Linked DNA regions of Homo sapiens: region 2 is linked to region 1. Evidence: chromatin loops called from intact Hi-C (ENCODE). Cell type or tissue: sigmoid colon. All regions are shown on one strand. Each heading gives the region's core, and the rest is flanking DNA. Links, peaks and the distances in the headings are about the cores only. Region 1 has its middle 5.8 kb from the start of TRV-CAC3-1. Region 2 holds the start of PLIN3 (perilipin 3).

Region 1 (5,370 bases), core at 254-5,253:
GAACTCCTGACTTCAAGCGATCCACCCGCCTCAGCCTCCCAAAGTGCTAGGATTACAGGCATGAGCCACCGCACCCAGGCCCTAGGTACCTTCCTTCTTTTATTGCTCTTTCCTCTTCTCTGCAGCCCTTGCTGAAGTTTCCTGGTGTGATCGGACACCAGGTAGGACAGGCCACCAACCATGCCTGCTGCGAAGGCCTGCCTGGGGACAGGAATTTGTCTGCAAATACAAGGGTGTCTACTGAGGGAGGGAAGTGTCTGAATTTGAGATGCTGAGGTCTGGGGCCCGGAGTGGAGATGGAGAGGATGGGACGGGGGTGGTTACGGGGGTAGGGGTGGAGAGATGCCGAGTGAGGCCAGCTGTGCTTCTGCTGACACCTAGTGGAAAGAGGGAACTATTGTTCCTTTTAAACAAGCCGCCTCTGTGAAGTAGCCACCTCTGAAACATCTACCTGACTTCAGGCAGGCAAATAGGCACTGAATGGTGTAACTTGCCAGGAGTCGCACAGCATGTTGGCTGCCCTGAGAGAGCTTCAAGGACCCAAGAAACCATTTTATTTTATTTTTATTTATTTTTATTTTTTGAGACGGAGTCTCGCTCTGTCGCCCAGGCTGGAGTGCAGTGGCGGGATCTCGGCTCACTGCAAGCTCTGCCTCCTGGGTTCGCGCCATTCTCCTGCCTCAGCCTCCCGAGTAGCTGGGACTACAGGCGCGGCCACCACAGCCGGCTAATTTTTTGTATTTTTAGTAGAGACGGGGTTTCACCGTGTTAGTCAGGATAGTCTCGATCTCCTGACCTCGTGATCCGCCTGCCTCGGCCACCCAAAGTGCTGGGATTACAGGCCTGAGCCACCGCGCCCGGCTGATTTATTTTATTTTGAGGCAGAGTCTCACGCTGTGGCCCAGGCTGGCGTGCAATGGCGCGATCTCGGCTCACTGCAACCTCCGCCTCCCTGGTTCAAGCGATTCTCCTGCCTCAGCTTCCCAAGTAGCTGGGATTACCGGCGCGCGCCACCACGACTGACTAATTGGCGTATTTTTGGTAGAGGAGGGGGTTTTACCACGTTGGCCAGGTGGGTTTCAAATTCCTCACCTCAAGTGATCCGCCCACCTTGGCTTCCCAAAGTGCTGGGATTACAGGCATGAGCCACCGCGCCCGGCCCCAAGAAAAAGTTTTAAAGGAGTGTTTGGTTTGTTTGTTTGGTTGGTTGGGTTTTGGCAGATTAATGAGTTCTCAGGCCTTGATGGGGCTTCTGGGGGAGGTAACATGTTCTCCCAGGTTCGCCCCCTCCACCAGGAAGTCCACCTGTATTACTTCACTACCATCTCCAAACCCCAGGCCTTTTCTCTCCTTTGGCCGGCTGTGCATTTGTTCATAATTTCAACAAATGTTTACTGAGACTTAGTGACACAATAGGAAACAAAATGGACTAAAATAAATAACAAAAAATACTGCTAGTGAAGCTCATAGCCTGGCTAGGGAAATGGAGGCAAAATTAGCAAACAGATCTACAAATGTGATTATTTCAGAGACTAAAAAGCCATTGGGAGGACATCTTTATTTTTATTTTTTTGAGAGAGAGTCTTGCTCTGTCACCCAGGCCGGAGTGCAGTGGCATGATCTCAGCTCACTGAAACCTCCCCCTCCCAGGTTCAAGAGATTCTCCTGCCTCAGCCTCCCAAGTAGCTGGGATTACAGGCATGCACCACCATGCCTGGCCAATTTTTGTATTTTTTTTTTTTTTTGTAGAGGCAGGGTTTCAGTGTGTTGGTTAGGCTGGTCTTGAACTCCAGGCCTCAAGCTATCTGCCACCCTCAGCCTCCCAAAGTACTGGGACTGCAGGCGTGAGCCACTGCGCCGCCCTGGAAGGACATGTATAAATGATAGGTACCAAGTTTGTGAGTTCCAAGGCCAGGTAGGACTGGCTACCACTTAGCCAGGCTCAGGCAGGAAAGGCCCTCTGAGGAGGTAACCTTGGAACCAAGGTTTGAAGGAAGAGAGGGAGTGAGCCTTGGAAATACCTGGGTCCACCAGAGGGCACAGCCTGTGCAAAGGCCCTGCGGCAGGACTTCACCTGGTGTGTTGGAGGAACAGTGAGGAGGAGCAGAGTGAGCAATGGGGAGAAAGGGAAGAGGAGAGGGCAGGGAGGGGATGGGGCAGGTCATGCCAGACCTGGTGAGACATGGGGAGGCCTTGGGCTTTGACCCTGAGAGAGGTGGGAGCCATGGAGGGTTGTGAGCAGAGGAGGGATAGGAAGTGACTCAGGTGCTCAAAAGCACCCTCTGGTGGCTGCTGGTGGGGAGACAGCCTGTGGGGGGTGAGGGCAGGAACTGGGGTCCAGGTAGGGGTGACTGTGTGTTGGCTCAGGTGAGCTGTGCTGGAGGCTGGACCAGGGAACAGGCACTGAGTGGGAAAGCAGTGATTAGATTCTAGGTGCATTTTTGTTTTTTTGAGAAGGAGTTTCACTCTTGTTGCCCAGTCTGGAGTGCAATGGCGTGATCTTGGCTCACCGCAACCTCTGCCTCCTCGGTTCAATCAGTTCTCCTGTGTCGGCCTCCCGAGTAGCTGGGATTACAGGCACATGCCACCACGGCCAGCTATGTATTTTTAGTAGAGACAGGGTTTCTCCATGTAGGTCAGGCTGGTCTCGAACTCCTGACCTCAGGTGATCTGCCCGCCTGGGCCTCCCACAGTGCTGGGATTACAGGCGTGAGCCACCGCGCCCGGCCTATCTAGGTGCATTTTGAAAGCAGTGTTAATCAAATTTACTGAGTGATTGGATATGGGTGGGAGAGTAGAGGCCCAGGGTGACTCCCAGGTTCTGGTTGAGTCCCTGGAAGGACGGACCTGCCCTCAGCCTAGGTGGTGGACATGGGAGGAATGGTTTGGGGGTCCAGTGGGGCCCAATGTGACTGCGTTGAATGTGAGACCCCATGAGCCCCCCATGTGGAGACATCAGGGGCTGCTGAACAGAGTCTGGACTTCAAGGGAGACTCAGGCTGGAGATGAGACTGTAGGCGATGCTGGCTGTAGACGGGGTTTGGAGCCCGCTGGGGAGGGGTGTGGGTGGAGGAGGGAGGAGGCTGGAGGACTCAGCCCTTGGCCAGCAATGGAGAGAAGGGAAGACTGAAGGATGTCCCAGACAGGTTGGAGGGAAGTGCATGGTCTGAGGACAGAGCTCCCCGGAGCAGGAGGGATCCGGCGGGTCAGATGCCATGGAGAGGACTGGGACGGAGAGACTGACCTTGGAACCGGATGCAGGAGGGTCATCAGTGAGAAGAGTTTCTGGGGAGTGGTGGATGCGGGAGTCTGTGTTGAAGCTCAAGACAGAGCGACCCTATAATTTATAGTCAAAATCAGGACCCTTTTTTTTTTTTGAGATGGAGTCTCGCCCTGCCACCCAGGCTGGAGTGCAATGGCGCGATCTCGGCTCACTGCAACTTCTGCCTCCCGGGTTCAAGAGATTCTCCAGCCTCAGCCTCCTAAGTAGCCGGGATTACAGGCACACACCACGCCAGGCTAATTTTTATATTTTTATAGAGATGGGGTTTCGCCATGTTGGCCAGGCAGGTCTCCAGCTCCAGACCTCAGGTGATCCGCCCACCTCGGCCTCCCAAAGTGCTGGGGTTACAGGCGTGAGCCGCTGCGCCTGGTCAATCAACACACTTTTGAGCAAGAAAGGGGGCACTGAGGGGGTGGGGGCATAAACCGGGACCGTCCTAGCCAAAGCCAGGTGTATAGTCACCTTAGCTCAAAGTAGAATTGGAGGCTGGGTGCAGTGGCTCATGCCTGTAATCCCAGCACTTTGGGAGGCCGTGGCCAGTGGATCACCTGAGGTCATGAATTCGAGATCCACCTGGCCAACGTGGCGAAAACCCATCTCTACTAAAAATACAAAAATTAGCCGGGCATGGTGGCACGCCTGGAATCCCAGCTACTCGGGAAGCTGAGGCACCAGAATTGATTAAACACAGGAGGCGGAGGTTACAGTGAGCCACGATCACCCCATTGCACTCCAGCCTGGGGGACACAGCGAGACTCTCTCAAAACAAAACAAAAAGATAATTGGAGAAGAGAAAGTGGAACTGGAGAATGAGGACATCTCATTAGATTCAGTGGGTTTTGCTCTAAGCAGAAACAGACACGTAAATGGGCAACATTATGATAAATTGTAGCAACCAGGATTTCGTGGCAGCTTAGTTAACAGGGAAGCATTAGAAGACCGACAATAGGGGATTGGTTAATTAGTTGCAATTCATCAAACAATGGCTAATCCCTCTCTTGTGTCCCACTCCCCGGAAAGGTAAGTCAGAATTCTAACCCCTGAGTATCTAAGAACATGACCCTATTTGGAGATAGGGTCTTCACAAAGGCAATGAAGTTAAAATGAGATCATTAGGGTGGGCTGTAGTCTAATATCATGGGTGTCCTTATAAAAAGGGAACATGGGCTCGGCGCAGTGGATCACGCCTGTAATCCCAGCACTTTAGGAGGCCAAGGCGGGTGGATCACCTGAGGTCAGGAGTTCGACACCAGCCTGGCCAACGTGGTGAAACCCTGTCTCTACTAAGAATACAAAAATTTACTGGGCGTGGTGGCGGGTGCCTGTAATCCCAGCTACTCTGGAGGTTGAGGCAGGAGAATAGCTTGAACCCAGGTAGTGGAGGTTGTAGTGAGCAGAGATCGTGCCATTGCACTGCAGCCTCGGGGACAAGAGTGAGACTCCATCTAAAAAAAAATACACACACACAAAAAAGCCACTGGCTGGGCACGGTGGCTCACGCCTAGTAATCCCGGCACTTTGGGAGGCGGAGGCGGGTGGATCACGAGGTCAGGAGATCGAGACCATCCTGGCTAACACGGTGAAACCCCGTCTCTACTAAAAATACAAAAAATTAGCCAGGTGTGGTGGTGGGCACCTGTAGTCCCAGCTACTCAGGAGGCTGAGGCAGGAGAATGGCTTGAACCTGGGAGGCGGAGCTTGCAGTGAGCCGAGATGGCGCCACTGCACTCCAGCCTGGGCAACAGAGCGAGACTCCGTCTCTGTCTAAAAAAAAAAAAAAAAAAAAAAGCCAGAAAAGCACAATTATCATAGTGAGTTGTTGTTGTGTGTGTGTGTGTGTGTGTGTGTGTGTGTGTTTTGACAAGGTCTCACTCTACCACTCAGGCTGGAGTGCTTGTCATGATCATGGCTCACTGTAGTCTTGACCTCCTGGGCTCAAGCAATCCTCCCACCTCAGCCTTCCAAGTAGCTGGAACTACAGGTGCGCACAACCACACCCAGCTAGTTTTTATATTTTTTGTAGAGATGGGGTTTTGCTATGTTGCCCTTGCTAGAATACAGTCTTTTTTTTTTTTTTTTTTTTTTTG
Region 2 (5,370 bases), core at 235-5,234, 140 kb before region 1:
ACTGACCTTGAATCTTGGATGAGTCACTTCCCCTCTCTGAGCCATCCCAGCCCTCCCCTCCTCCCTCTCTCTCACTCACTGTACTCCAGCCACTGGGGCCTCCTCACTGTTCTAACAGGCAGGGTGTGGTCCTGCCTCAGGGCCTTTGCACGGACTGTGCCTGCTGCCTGGAATGCTGTTCCCCCTAACTGGACATGGTTCCCTCCTGGCCTCTCTCTCTTCTCTTCTTGGATGTCACTCAGAAAGGCCTCCTCTGACCTCCCTACTAAAAACTGCGGCCCCACCGGGTGTGGTGGCTCATGCCTATAACCCAGCACCTTGAGAGGCCAGGGCTGGTGGATCACATGAGGTCAGGAGTTCGAGACCAGCCTGGCCAACATGGTGAAGCCCCGTCTCTACTAAAAAAAAAAAAAATACAAAAATTGGCCAGGCATGGTGGCACAGGCCTGTAATCCCAGCCACTTGGGAGGTCGAGGAACAAGAATTTCTTGAACCTGGGAGGCGGAGGTTGCAGTGAGCCGAGATCGTGCCACTGCACTCCAGCCTGGGTGACAGAGTGAGACTCTTTGACAAAAAACAAGAACAAAATCCCCGCATCCCCCACATTCATCTCGTCCTTTGCTGTCCTACCACGTGACACATTGTAAAGTTCTCTCACTTATGTTGTTCCTTGTTCGTCTCTCCCACTGGGTAGTGTGTGTCACCAGGGCTGGAATTCTTATCTGTTTAGCTCACCGCTGTCCCCAGCGCAAGGACTCAATAAATATGGTTGAATGAGTGAATGAGAAGGAAAAAGCCTGTTACAAATGTCATGGAATGGGGTCTCAGATTCACTTGAGAATCTCACTAGCTGCCTGAAGTTACTTAAATTTAAACATTCAGGCCAAGCGCGGTAGCTCACACCTGTAATCCCAGCACTTTAGGAGGCCGAGGCAGGTGGATCACTTGAGGCCAGGAGTTCGAGACCAGCCTGGCCAATATGGTTAGTCCTCGTCTCTACTAAAAATACAAAAATTAGCTGGGTGTGGTGGCGCGCGCCTGTAATCCCAGCTACTTGGGAGGCTGAGGCAGGAGAACCGCTTGAACCCGGGAGGTGGAGGTTGTAGTGAGTCGAGATCGCGCCATTGCACTCCAGCCTGGGAGACAGAGCGAGACTCTGCCTCAAAAAAAAAAAAAAAATTTAAACATTCAGCTTCTCACTGTGCATTAGCCACGTGGTGCTTTTGGCTACAATGTTGGATGGCACACAATTCTAGAATTGCAGAAAGTTCTATTGGACAGTGCTAGCATAGACCCTGTCCCCACTCACCCCCCCAAAAAAATGCAGTCACAGACACCCAATTTTTCCCATGTTCTTTCTAAAGCTACCAGAAGCTTCATTCTATTCAAATAATTTGGCAGAGGTGGCAAACTGGTGGCCCCTGGGCTGGACAAAGCCCCAGTTGGGTTTCATTTGGTCCAATTGTTCCCTAACAGGCAGGACATGTCTACAGCTTGAACTTCCTGTGGATCTGTGACTCTCCAGGTGGGTCTCCCATAGGGCACTGCTCTCCCCTGCCCCTCTAAGCAGGGCATCACTGCCACCTCCTCAGCAGAAATATTCACCTCCTCCCTGGACCATCTGAGATTGAGACCTTGGTTTATAGACCAAGAGGATAAATAATTTGGGAGGTGGAGAGGGGCGGGGTAAAATCCAAGTGGGGGCAGCTTCAGGAAAAGGTTGATCCAGCAGTCACAGAGCCTGGAGCCTGACCCCTCCATTGCCCCTGGCTGACCCTCTCCAGGCCTCAGTTTCCTTCTCTGCAAAATAGGGATGATTAAAAAGACAATACAGTGCTGGGAGGATGAAGTGGTCTGATGTTGGGCAGATCAGGCCGGAGGCTGGACAAGTTCCCGTGGTGGTTCAAGTCACTCATATAGCTGGGTTGGGCCGGGTGCGGTGGCTCATACCTGTGATCCCAGCAATTTGGGAGGCCCAAGCGGGCAGATCACTTGAGGTCAGGAGTTCAAGACCAACATGGTGAAACCCCGTCTCTGCTAAAAATACAAAAAATTAGCCGGGCGTGGTGGCACGTGTCTGTAATCCCAGCTACTCAGGAGGCTGAGGCAGGAGAATCGCTTGAATCCAGGAGGTGGAGGCTGCAGTGAGCCAAGGTCGCGTCACTGCACTCCAGCCTTAGCGACAGAGCGAGACTGTGTCTCAAAAAAAAAAAAAAAGTGTGTGTGTGTGTGTGTGTGTGTGTGTGTACATATAGCTGAGTCGGAGCCCATGGTGGAGGGCGTGGCCCCTGACGCGCTGGCGAGGGTCACCCTGCAACTCTCCCAGGGTTCTCGCAGCCTCAGTTTGGCCATAGGGGAAATGGGCGACCTGGGGAATCCCAGCACCTGTGCGGCGCCCCCGATCGCACTCACCTCCCAGGGCCAACTTCACAGGGTCCCCAGCTGCGGAGCGGGGGTCCCGTGGCTGGGACAGGCGTGGTCCAAGAGTGCTCCCTCCCCTTCAGGGGCAGGGCGTGGAGTCCTTCCCGGACTTCATGACTTGGCGAGGGGCGGGGCCTAGTGGAGGCGGGGCAGGGAGGAGAGGGGCGGGCCTGGCGCGGGCAATCCCTCAACCTGATTGGTCCCCTCGCCCGTCACTCCAGTGCGCCCCCAACCTACCACGCAGTAAAAGCCACCCCCGCCTCGGCCCGGACGGTTTCCAAGCTGGTTTTGAAGTCGCGGCAGCTGTTCCTGGGACGTCCGGTTGACCGCGGTGAGTGGCGGGGGCGTCTCAGTTGAGCTGGGGGGCGGTGTCCATGGAGTCCTGGGGCACCCCAGGGGCCGGAGGGGTCGGGGAGGGCCTTTCTCGGGGTGGGATTTGCTGGACTCTGCGGCCTGGGGAGGGGTCTTCAGCCCAGGCTGGTCACCCCTCCCCCCAGAAAAATCCAACTTCTGCAACGAAGCTCAGACTTTGAAACCCTCTTCTCACTTCCTGGGACTTTTGAGGGGCGAAAGAGCCCCGTAGAAGGGGTGATATTGAAGGGGGTGGGCTAAATACCGCCCCCCGCCCACCAGGTTTTCTCTAAATTTTGAACAGTTTGCTTTTGGAAACGCCATTTGCAGGCAAGTTTCCTCCTGCGGGCAGAATCTCCGCCCTCCCTTCTGGGGTTTTCAGAGACACCCCCCGCCACCGCAAAGCCCCCTCCCCTACAGATGGTTTTGCCACGGGTGGGGGTGGGGGTTGCCCCAGCTCCTGGCGCCCCCAACTGATTCTGGGGAGGTCTTGGGCAAAGCCTGCCCACTTCCCTCGGGTGGGCGTGGCGACGAGGTGGCTTAAAAGTAGGAAGGCCTATCCGTTAACTGCTTTGGGGTTCTTGTCCCGGCTAGGCCTGGCAGTGGGACCTGGGGCCCTTGGAATTTTGGAAGTCCAGTCTTAGCATGCTCTGAAGTTGCTGGATGGCTGGGTCTGGCCTGGAGCTCCCCTTCTGGAGCCAGCGGCAAGGCAGGTCACTGACCCCCAGGGGTTTCATAGGGTGTTGACATCTGCCATGGCCACCCTTGCTTAAACCAGTTCCAGGAAGTCATGGTGGACAGAGGGGACGGGAGGAAGCTGCCTGAGTCCTAAGTGGGACTTGAGAATCGGTCGAGGCCAGGAGTTTGATGCCTGCCTACCTGGCCCCCTGCCCAGGTGAGCTCAGGCTCCAAAGGAGGTGAGGAGAAGCACAGATTTAGGCAATGATCACTGGGAGGTAGGTATGTCTTCTCACCTGACTTCCCAGTTGGGGGACTTTTGTACCTAGCAGGAAGCTGGTTCCTGGCTGGCTTTACCCCTTTGTCCGTGGAAGCCAGAGTGCGGTGAGATAGTTTATGGAGCACTTACTATGTGCCGGGCACGGATCTGAGCTTCCCCGGAGCAGCGTCTCCTCCAGTCCACAGGGACTCCAGGCTCTTGTGAAACACTTATACACATTTCACAGATGTGGCAAGCAAGACTCCTAGGGGATGCTGCCTTCCCAAACTCCTATTCCTAGTGAGTTGCCAAGCTGGGATTAGAACCCATTCTGGGCTGGGCAGGATGACTCACGCCTATAATCCCAGCACTTTGGGAGGCTGAGGTGGGCGGATCATTTGAGGTCAGGAGTTGGAGAACAGCCTGGCCAACATGGTGAAACCCCACCTCTACTAAAAATATAAAAATTAGCCGGACGTGGTGGCGGGCACCTGTATTCCCAGATACTCTGGAGGCTGAGGCAGGAGAATCGCTTGAACCTGGGAGATGGAGGTTACACTGAACTGAGATCACGCCACTGCATTCCAGCCTGGGCGACAGAGCAAGACTCTGTCTCAAAAAAAAAAAAAGGCCGGGCATGGTGGCTCACGCCTGTAATCCCAGCATTTTCGGAGGCCGAGGCGGGCGGATCATGAGGTCAGGAGATCGAGACGATCCTGGCTAACATGGTGAAATCCCATCTCTACTAAAAATACAAACAATTAGCCAGGCGTGGTGGCGGGCGCCTGTGGTCCCAGCTACTCGGGAGGCTGAGGCAGGAGAATGGCGTGAACCGGGGAGGCAGAGCTTGCAGTGAGCTGAGATCGCGCCACTGCACTCCAGCGTGGGCGACAGGGCGAGACTCCGTCTCAAAAAAAAAAACAAAAAAAAAAAAATGGAAAGAACCCAATCTGGACTCCAGATCTAGTGCTTGCAAAACATCATCATTTTGCTGGGTTCTGCTTAGGGGACATCGAAGCAAGGCCACCAGGAGGTGGGGCCTCATTCCTCTGGGAAAAGATGCTCAGACTCAAGGCCACAGGTTCTTAGGCTCACACCAGAATTCCCCAGGAAAGCAGCCCATAAGACAGGCATGACCTTTAGCCCCATGTTTTTTTTTTTTTGAAACGGAGTCTCCCTCTGTCACCCGGGCTGGAGTGCAGTGGTGCGATCTCGACTCACTGCAACCTCCACCTCCCAGGTTCAAGCAATTCTCCTGCCTCAGCCTCCTGTGTAGCTGGGACTACAGGTGTCAGCCAAAATACACGGCTAATTTTTGTATTTTTAGTAGAGATGGGGTTTCACCATGTTGGTCAGGCTGGTCTCAAACTCCCGACCTTAGGTGATCTGCCCGCCTCAGCCTCCCAAAGTGCTGGGATTACAGGCGTGAGCTACCATGCCTGGCTTTTTCTTTTTTCTTTGAGATGGAGTCTTCCTCTGTCACCCAGGCTGGAGTGTAGTGGCGCAGTCTTGGCTTACTGCAACCTCCGCCTCCCAGGTTGAAGCAATTCCCCTGCCTCAGTCTCCCAAGTAGCTGGGACTACAGGCGCCCGCCACCACACCCGCACCTAATTTTTGTATTTTTAGTAGAGACAGTGTTTCAGTATGTTGGCCAGGCTGCT

The links. Peaks named below come from ENCODE experiments on the same cell type or tissue, not always from the same donor. Only the 100,000 strongest peaks of a DNase experiment are listed, where the experiment ranks them.
Region 2: it touches region 1 in a loop (2.2-fold over the local background); 9 of 110 quality-filtered maps call a loop at or near these places.

What each region holds. Positions count from the first base shown.
Region 1 is chr19:4,727,804-4,733,173 of GRCh38, reverse strand. No RefSeq gene overlaps it. Among named protein-coding and RNA genes, the nearest start is that of TRV-CAC3-1, 5.8 kb to the right of the region's middle. In sigmoid colon, for the core only: CTCF peaks have their summits at 379 (motif pointing left) and 2,307 (motif pointing left); a DNase peak (open chromatin) is centred at 343.
Region 2 is chr19:4,864,991-4,870,360 of GRCh38, reverse strand. PLIN3 (perilipin 3) reads left to right here and starts at 2,694. Exons shown (of 8, transcript NM_005817.5): 1 at 2,694-2,752. RefSeq lists silencers at 1-72, 1-113, 2,537-2,716, a cis regulatory region at 1-280 and enhancers at 2,934-3,434, 3,377-3,726. In sigmoid colon, for the core only: no CTCF peak of the experiment used is centred there; DNase peaks (open chromatin) are centred at 1,930, 2,620, 3,300 and 4,050; H3K4me3 peaks cover 1,854 bases; H3K27ac peaks cover 3,219 bases.